3 separate regions of the Homo sapiens genome follow, and all the other regions are linked to region 1. Evidence: chromatin loops called from intact Hi-C (ENCODE). Cell type or tissue: heart left ventricle. All regions are shown on one strand.

Region 1 (2,500 bases):
GGGTACGGCTAGGGGGAGGAGGCTCATCCGCCCCTGAAGCCTCCTCCTCTCCTGCCTCAGGACTCAGGGAGACGCAGAGCTTGGGAGTCCCCAGGGGGCTCAGCTCTGAGGTGCGTGCCTGGGGAAAGTCGAGGTTCAGAGGAGCAGCGCCCCCAGAGCCAGTGTCCAGAAAAGTATGGCTTGCCGTTGCGTATCTTTTTCTCGGCGCCTGAAGGTTCCCTAACCCCGTAGCGAGCCTGTTCCTCCTGCTGTGGGGTTACTGGGTCACTGAGTCCAGGGCGAACATCGACGCCCAGCCACGGGGCTTCTCGAAATCACTCGGGCCTCTGCTGGGGCCCGCCTTCTCCAGTCTGAGAATCGGCCAAACCCTTCCCGGAAGCTTAATTCCAGGAGAGAGCCGTGGAGGAGCCACGGAGGCCGGCGCGGGTACCAGGAACGGGGGCGCAGGGAAACTTGGCCGGAGAAAGGGTGCGGATGGGGGTGCAGGGCGCAGAGGCGCAGGCTGGATGGTGGGCGCCACTCCCCGCCGGCCGAAGAGGGAGGGAGGGAGGGAGAAGAGGAACGGGTGGTCTCCGCCGCACCTTCCCTGACAGCTTGGCCAGGACCGCGGGTCGCGGGGCGCGGGGCGCCGGACCTCGTGGAACCGCCGCGGCCTGGATCGGCTGCGAGGAGCCAGCTAGCGCCCCCTGGCGCCTCCGCCGAGCCCTCACAATGCCGTCGCCCAGTCCCCCATCCCGCCGGATTCCAGACCTGAGGCTGAGGAGGCTGGTGTCCGCGCACCCCCGAGACCTCGCCGGACTACGCCAAGCCTCTTAGAGGACGTAGGAGCTCCTGAAGGTCTCCCACGCTCCAACCCACGGCCTCCGCTCGTCCTGCCCACCCGCCCCGAGTGCTCCAGTCGGCGGTGCTGACCTCGCAGCTCTTCCGCCCCATAAGCTTGGCTCTGCGCGCTGTCCAACAGCGCCCTCTGGTGGGCGTTCCGGGGAGATGCAGGTGAGCGCGGCTGAGGCTGCCACCGATGTCGAGAACGGCTCGGGACCCGCGCAGCGCGGGCGGTGCTTGGGCACCTGCCTGGCGGTTTGTGGCTAAGTGTAGGGGACGAAGATGCAGTAATCTAAGGAGAGCTGGGCACCTCTTTGCCTCTCAACCACTACAGGTCAGGAAACAGAATGAGGGACAGGGTGAAATCTCACCTCCTCTTCCACCTAAGACTGGCACCTCTGCTATCTTGGCCTCCTTCAGGAAGGCTTTCTGGAGACTGAAGCGGACGGGGCAGGTTTGGGACCTTACCCTCGATTCTTGCAGCCTGGCAAGAACCCTGCCTTCATGGCAGGTCCAGTCCATTTGCAGCTTTGCCCTCCCCATCTCAGTGGCTTTCTTTTCCGCCAGGGTCCCTCTCATATCTGCAGGGCCTCAGAAAATTAAGAAATAAAAGCCCTTTCTCATCAGATCCGGAGATCCCTTATTCCAAGGGCAAGGTGGGAGATGGGCAAGAGGTAACGATGAGATGAGCGAGCAAGGCCCGGGATTTGGAAGGTCTGGAGATGTTTCCCCAGGCTCCCAGCCCCGTGACATGAGTGTCCTTTCAGGCTCAGCATGGTGTTCTGTCTTCAGTCTGGCCACGCATTTCGATGGCTTTTTGACATTCATTCACTTATTCATTCAACATATATGTGCTGAGCTCCTGCTATATGCCAGGCACCGCTAGGGATAAAGCTCAGAAAGGGTAAGTAATGTGCTCAAGGTCACACAGCTGGAATCTGCCGGAGCCACAATGCAGCCCCAGCCACTCCAGCCCTACCTCTCCCCTCTCACCTGGATGACTTCAGAAGTCTCCTAATTGGGGCTCCACCTCAGAACTCAGCCCCCTCCAATATGGCATCCACACTGCTGGGGAGAGAGCTTTGTAAAAGGCCAATCTGATCATGTCTCTTCCTTGCTTGACAAGGGTCTTCTGGCTCCAAGAGAAAGCCTCGAGTCCCTCACAGGCATACAAGCTCCCCCTGAGACTTGTCCCCCTGAGAGCCTTGTTCCCATTTTCAGGAACCCGACACTCCAACCATCCCAGGCATCTCTCATTTCCTTAAGGCCCAAGCTCTTGCACCCCTCCCTGCCTTTGTGTGACCCTACAGTGTCTCTGCCTGGAATACTCCTCCCTCTGGGGTGTCTTTCAGATTCTCGGTGAATGTCACTCCTCCATGAAACTTTCTGACCTGAACATATCCATCGTGGCCTCTTCCTTCACCTAAAGACTGGATGGGCCTAACTGGCCATACTTCTATGTCCTTCATCCTCCCTTCCCCGCTGACAACTAATTAATTGAAGCTGGCATGGCCACTGACCCCCGAGGGCTAATCCCTGGTCTGGCCTGAATGTACCAGGGTCTCTCCTGAGCACTGAAGTGAGACCTGGACTGGGAAGGTGTGCAGTGAGCAGGGGGAGCTCAACAGCCTCTGGAGTCAGTGCTGTGGTCAGGTGATAAGGGGACAAAGAAACTGGG
Region 2 (2,500 bases), 190 kb before region 1:
CAACCCTGAGCTGGGCTAAACCAGTGAGACCTGGACCAGCTAATGGGAGCATGAGCAAAGATTTCTATCACACTGTGAATTCTAGGGCTGCCAAGTGGTTTAGGAGTAAAGGGCTGGAGGATCCATTTTGAATTCATTCTTCAAAAGTGTAGGGTCAAATGAAAAGTGTTTCCTGAGATGAAACTATGATATGGGTTGGACGGTGGTGATGATCGCACAACATTGGGAGTATATTTCGTGTACAAGAATGTTTATAGCAACCTTATTCATAATAGCCCCAAACTGGAAACAGCCTAGATGTGCATCAATAATAGGAAAATGGGTAACAGTGCTAGAGTCACACAATGAAATACTACTCAGAATAAAAAAGATCAAACTACAGATACATGTGGTAACATAGGTGACTCTCAAAATCATTACGTTTAGTGAAGGAAGCCTTACACAAAAGAAAATGTTCGATATAATTCAATTTATATAAAGTTCCAGAACAGACAAATCTAACCTATGGAGGAAAAGAATTACAAGAGTGGCTTTGTCTGGTAGGTGGGGCAGGGATTGACTAGGAAGAGGCAGGAGGGAATGGTAATGGGGTTAGGTACTGCTCTATATCTTGGTAGGGATTGGGTTGCACCGGTTTATTCATTTGTCAAAATTTGGAAAAGTTTCACTTAAGATGCTGCATTTTTTTGCTTATGAATTTCACCTCAAAAAATTAAACAAGGCTGGCCGAGGTGGCTCACACCTATAATCCCAGCACTTTGGGAGGCCGAGGTGGGCGGATCATGAGGTCAGGAGTTCGAGACCAGCCTGGCCAACGGTGAAACCCCGTCTCTACTGAAAATACAAAAATTAGCCAGGTGTGGTGGCGTGCACCTGTAATCCCAGCTGCTCAAGAGGCTGAGGCAGGATAACTGCTTGAACCCGAGAGGCAGAGGTTACAGTCAGCTGAAATCATGCCATTGCACTGTAGCCTGGGCAACAGAGCAAGACTCCGTATCAAAAAAAAATAATAATAATAAATTAAACAATACTGAACCCTAGTTAATGAAAGGCATGCTGAAGTAATTAGGGGAAAGGGTGTCGATGTCTGCAATAGATTTTTGGATCCATAAAAAATAAAGTGGATTGATGGATGGATAGAGATGAGACGTAGCAAATGTAGTAAAAATTAATAGTACAATCTGGGTGATGGGTGTAGGAATTTTGACTGTAAAATCATTATGTTTAAAATTTTCTATTTAAAAATGCTGAGAAAAGATACATTGCTATATCATGGAGTAGCACGTAAAATTTATGTGACTTCCGTGCTAGAACAAGAGTGTTTCAGCAGACCCTTCAATAAGTTTGGCCTAAAGCACCTGCTGTTCCCCACAGTTACGTACCATTACTGATTTTTTTTCCTTTCTTTCTCTTGGGAAACAAATGAGCTAGCAAACTGTGCCTGATATGTGGTCTGTCTCTCTCTCTCTGTGGCCAGAAATTCTACCTGTTTGCTGTTTTAACAGACTCAAGAGGGCTGCCCACTGTACTTGTCTGAAAGCTGTAACCAAGTTATGGTTGGTTATTTGTATGTCACTAAGGCCCATAGTTTCTGCCTAAGGAAAAGTAATAAAATAGGTCAGATCACCTCTCCCCTTTAAAGCAGCTGCGTTAATGTGAGCAACATGGCTGAAGGTTGGCACGCAAAATTCTGTGTCCACATCCTAAGATTGAGATGAAATAAGTAGAGATCTAGACTCTTCAGAGTTTTTCTTGTTGTTGTTTTTTGTTTTGTTTTGGTTTTGGTTTTTAGAAACAGGGTATTGCTATATCGCCCAGGCTAGTCTCAAACTCCTGGGCTCAAGCAATCATCCTGCCTCAGTCTCTGAAGTAGATGGGACTATAAGTGCACACCACCACACCCGCTGGACTATTCAGACATTTGAAAGACACTATTGTATCCGTAGAAGCTGAAAAACCAGAGTGGTTATTATGTGAATATCTTGAGTATTGTCTTAGGCAGAGGATAAAGAGAAGAAAAGAAAACCCCTGTGACTGGAGTCTGCCCCTTGGTGGACTAACTCTTCTGACTCATCGTTTCATACCATAAAAAGTGGAACTACTGCCTTCCTGAATTGAATGCAACAAGGGTTTCAGACAATGAACTTCAAAGAAACACTGTGTTCCTTGTGGACTGCTTGGGGCATGCCCTTCGACCCCTGAGAGTTATCCTCACTCTCTCTTGTTCCTAGGGCCACTGTATTAGTTTCCCTGAACTGCCTTAACAAAGTCCCCAAGACTAAGTGGCCTAAAACAGCAGCAATTTATCCTCTCACAAGTCTAGAGGCTAGACATGAAATCAGTGTTGGCAGGGCCATGCTCACCCAATGGTACAGGAGAGACTCTCTCCCTGCCTTTTCTAGATTCTGTTGCTGGCCCTCCTAGTGTTTCTTGGCCTGTAGATGCATTGCTTCAGCCCCATGGCCAGCTTCTCCCTGTGTGTCTTCACATCCTCTTCCCT
Region 3 (2,500 bases), 210 kb before region 1:
GCGAGTGTTGTGTCCCAGCCAACTAGTAAACTCAAGATATTTTAATTAAGATGAGAAAAAGAAAGAATAGCGAGAATGGGCCGGGCACGGTGGCTCATGCCTGTAATCCCAGCACTTTGGGAGGCCGAGGCGGGCGGATCACGAGGTCAGGAGATTGAGACTATCCTGGCTAACACGGTGAAACCCCGTCTCTACTAAAAATACAAAAAATTAGCCGGGCGTGGTGGCGGGCGCCTGTAGTCCCATTGGGAGGCTGAGGCAGGAGAATGGCATGAACCCAGGAGGCGGAGCTTGCAGTGAGCCGAGATAGCGCCACTGCATTCCAGCCTGGGCAACAGAGCAAGACCCCTTTTCAAAAAAAAAAAAAAAAAAAAAAAAAAAAAAAAGAAAGAATAGCCAGAATGAGTTGAGGAGAGGTTTAATTACGCTTGGAGCTAAATGCAATCAAATAGATTTTTAAATGGTCTGTGTGTGAGTGTGTGTGTACACTAGAAAACTCACACACAAAAAAAGAACTATAAAAGCTTGAACTGAGGAAAAGAGTCTTTGTTTGCATAAAAATAATGAACTTGGACCACCAGAATCCCACGTAGGGTGTAATAGATGGTAAGACCCCCAGAAAGCCATAACCCCTAATGGCCCTACAAATGAAGTCAGACAAGATAAGGAAAAACTGAGGATCTGGCATGGATAGCTATGGTCAGAGAGCAGAAACCGGCCTCTTCAGGGGTAAAAACTACCCTTAGATCAAGGGAGCTCAAAATATCTCCCTGCCAGGATCTTGGTATGCTGTGGCCCAGTGAGTGTAGTGTTCTTCCTCTTCTTCCACCCTATAAATGATAGTGTTTATTGCACATGTCCAGTCCTTGTTCCAACTATGTGAGATAGATATGGGCTGGCTGACAACATGAGTTCGTTGTTTTTCTTTTTAACTTTTGAATTTTAATTATAGATCAAGTTTCTCTCTCTCTCTCTCTCTTTTTGTTATGGATACCCGGTGGCTCACACCTGTAATCCCAGCACTTTGGGAGGCTGAGGTGGGCGGATCACCTGAGGTAGGGAGTTCAAGACCAGCCTGACCAACATGGAGAAACCCTGTCTCTACTAAAAATACATAATTAGCTGGGCATGGTGGCTCATGCTTGTAATCCCAGCTACTAGGGAGGCTGAGGCACGAGAATCACTTGAACCCAGGAGGTGGAGGTTGTAGTTACCCGAGATCGTGCCATTGCACTCCAACCTGGGCAACAAGAGCAAAACTCCATCTCAAAAAAAAAAAAAAAAAATCAGACCAGGCGTGGTGGCTGATGCCTGTAATCCCAGCACTTTGGGAGGCTGAGGTGGGCAGATCACCTGAGGTCAGGAGTTTGAGACCCGCCTGGACAACATGGTGTAACCCCATTTCTACTAAAAATACAAAAATTAGCCGGATATGGTGGCACACACCTGCAGTCCCAGCTACTCAGAAGGCTGAGGCAGGAGAATTGCTTGAACCCGGGAGGCGGAGGTTGCAGTGAGCCGAGATCATGCCGCTGCACTTCAGCCTGGGCAACAGAGCAAGACTCCATCTCAAAAAAAATAAAAATAAAAGATAGACCAGGCACAGTGGCTCATGCCTATAATCCCAGCACTTTGGGAGGCAAAGGCGGGCGGATTACCTGAGGTCAGGAGGTTGAGACCAGCCTAGCCAACATGGAGAAACCCCGTCTCTACTAAAACTACAAAAATTAGCCAGGCATGGTGTTGGGCGCCTGTAATCCCAGCTACTCAGGAGGCTGAGGCAGGCGAATTGCTTGAACCCGGGAGGTGGAGGTTGCAGTGAGCCAACATCGCGCCACTGCACTCTAGCCTGGGCAACAAGAGTGAGACTCTGTCTCGAAAAATAATAATAATAATAAAAATAAAAATAAGTAAAATGGTTAAAATATTCCTATGTGTAAAAAAAGGAAAAAATATGTATATATAATAAAATAAAAAGAAATACAATGGCTAAAATGGTCAGCTTTATATTATCTGTATTTATTATAATAAAAAATCTTCAAGCTAGAAAAAAATCAATTGAGCATATTTGTATGGTCTATTTCTAGGTTTTTAATGTTAGTTCACTAACCTATGTGTCTGTTTCTCTGTTAGTACCACACAGTCTTGATTACTGTAGCTGCATAATAAATCTTAAAAGCAGGTAGTATGATTCCTAGCACTTTATTACTTTGTTGTTGTTCAAAATTGTTTTAGCTATCCTAGTTCCTTTGTCTTTCTATATAAATTTTAGAATAAGCTTATCTATATCTAGAAAGAATCTTGCTGGAAGTGCTTGAAACTTACAAATCAATCTGGGGAGAATTCACATCTTTGCTATGATCCTCCCAGTATGAGAACATGTGTATCTCTTCACTTAGTTAGGTCTTCTTGGATATTTTTTCAGTGTTTTGTAGTTTTCAACATACAAGTTACGTACATGTTTTGCTAGATTTATATCTAAAATACTTTTTTTTTTTTT

The links. Hi-C counts contacts between places; a loop is a spot of excess contacts. Peaks named below come from ENCODE experiments on the same cell type or tissue, not always from the same donor. Only the 100,000 strongest peaks of a DNase experiment are listed, where the experiment ranks them.
Region 2: it touches region 1 in a loop (5-fold over the local background); 43 of 110 quality-filtered maps call a loop at or near these places.
Region 3: a loop joins it to region 1, with 4 times the contacts of the local background. A loop is called at or near these places in 43 of 110 quality-filtered maps.

The regions. Positions count from the first base shown.
Region 1 is chr15:89,357,239-89,359,738 of GRCh38, reverse strand. It overlaps LOC124903549 (a long non-coding RNA gene), which reads left to right and starts at 1,073. Exons shown (of 2, transcript XR_007064750.1): 1 at 1,073-1,156. RefSeq lists silencers at 460-509, 570-629, 687-981 and an enhancer at 690-969. In heart left ventricle, CTCF peaks have their summits at 737 and 940 (motif pointing left); DNase peaks (open chromatin) are centred at 718 and 958; H3K4me3 peaks cover 755 bases; H3K27me3 peaks cover 2,300 bases.
Region 2 is chr15:89,551,310-89,553,809 of GRCh38, reverse strand. No RefSeq gene overlaps it. Among named protein-coding and RNA genes, the nearest start is that of TICRR, 23 kb to the left of the region's middle. In heart left ventricle, no CTCF peak of the experiment used is centred here; no DNase peak of the experiment used is centred here.
Region 3 is chr15:89,563,598-89,566,097 of GRCh38, reverse strand. No RefSeq gene overlaps it. Among named protein-coding and RNA genes, the nearest start is that of TICRR, 11 kb to the left of the region's middle. In heart left ventricle, no CTCF peak of the experiment used is centred here; no DNase peak of the experiment used is centred here.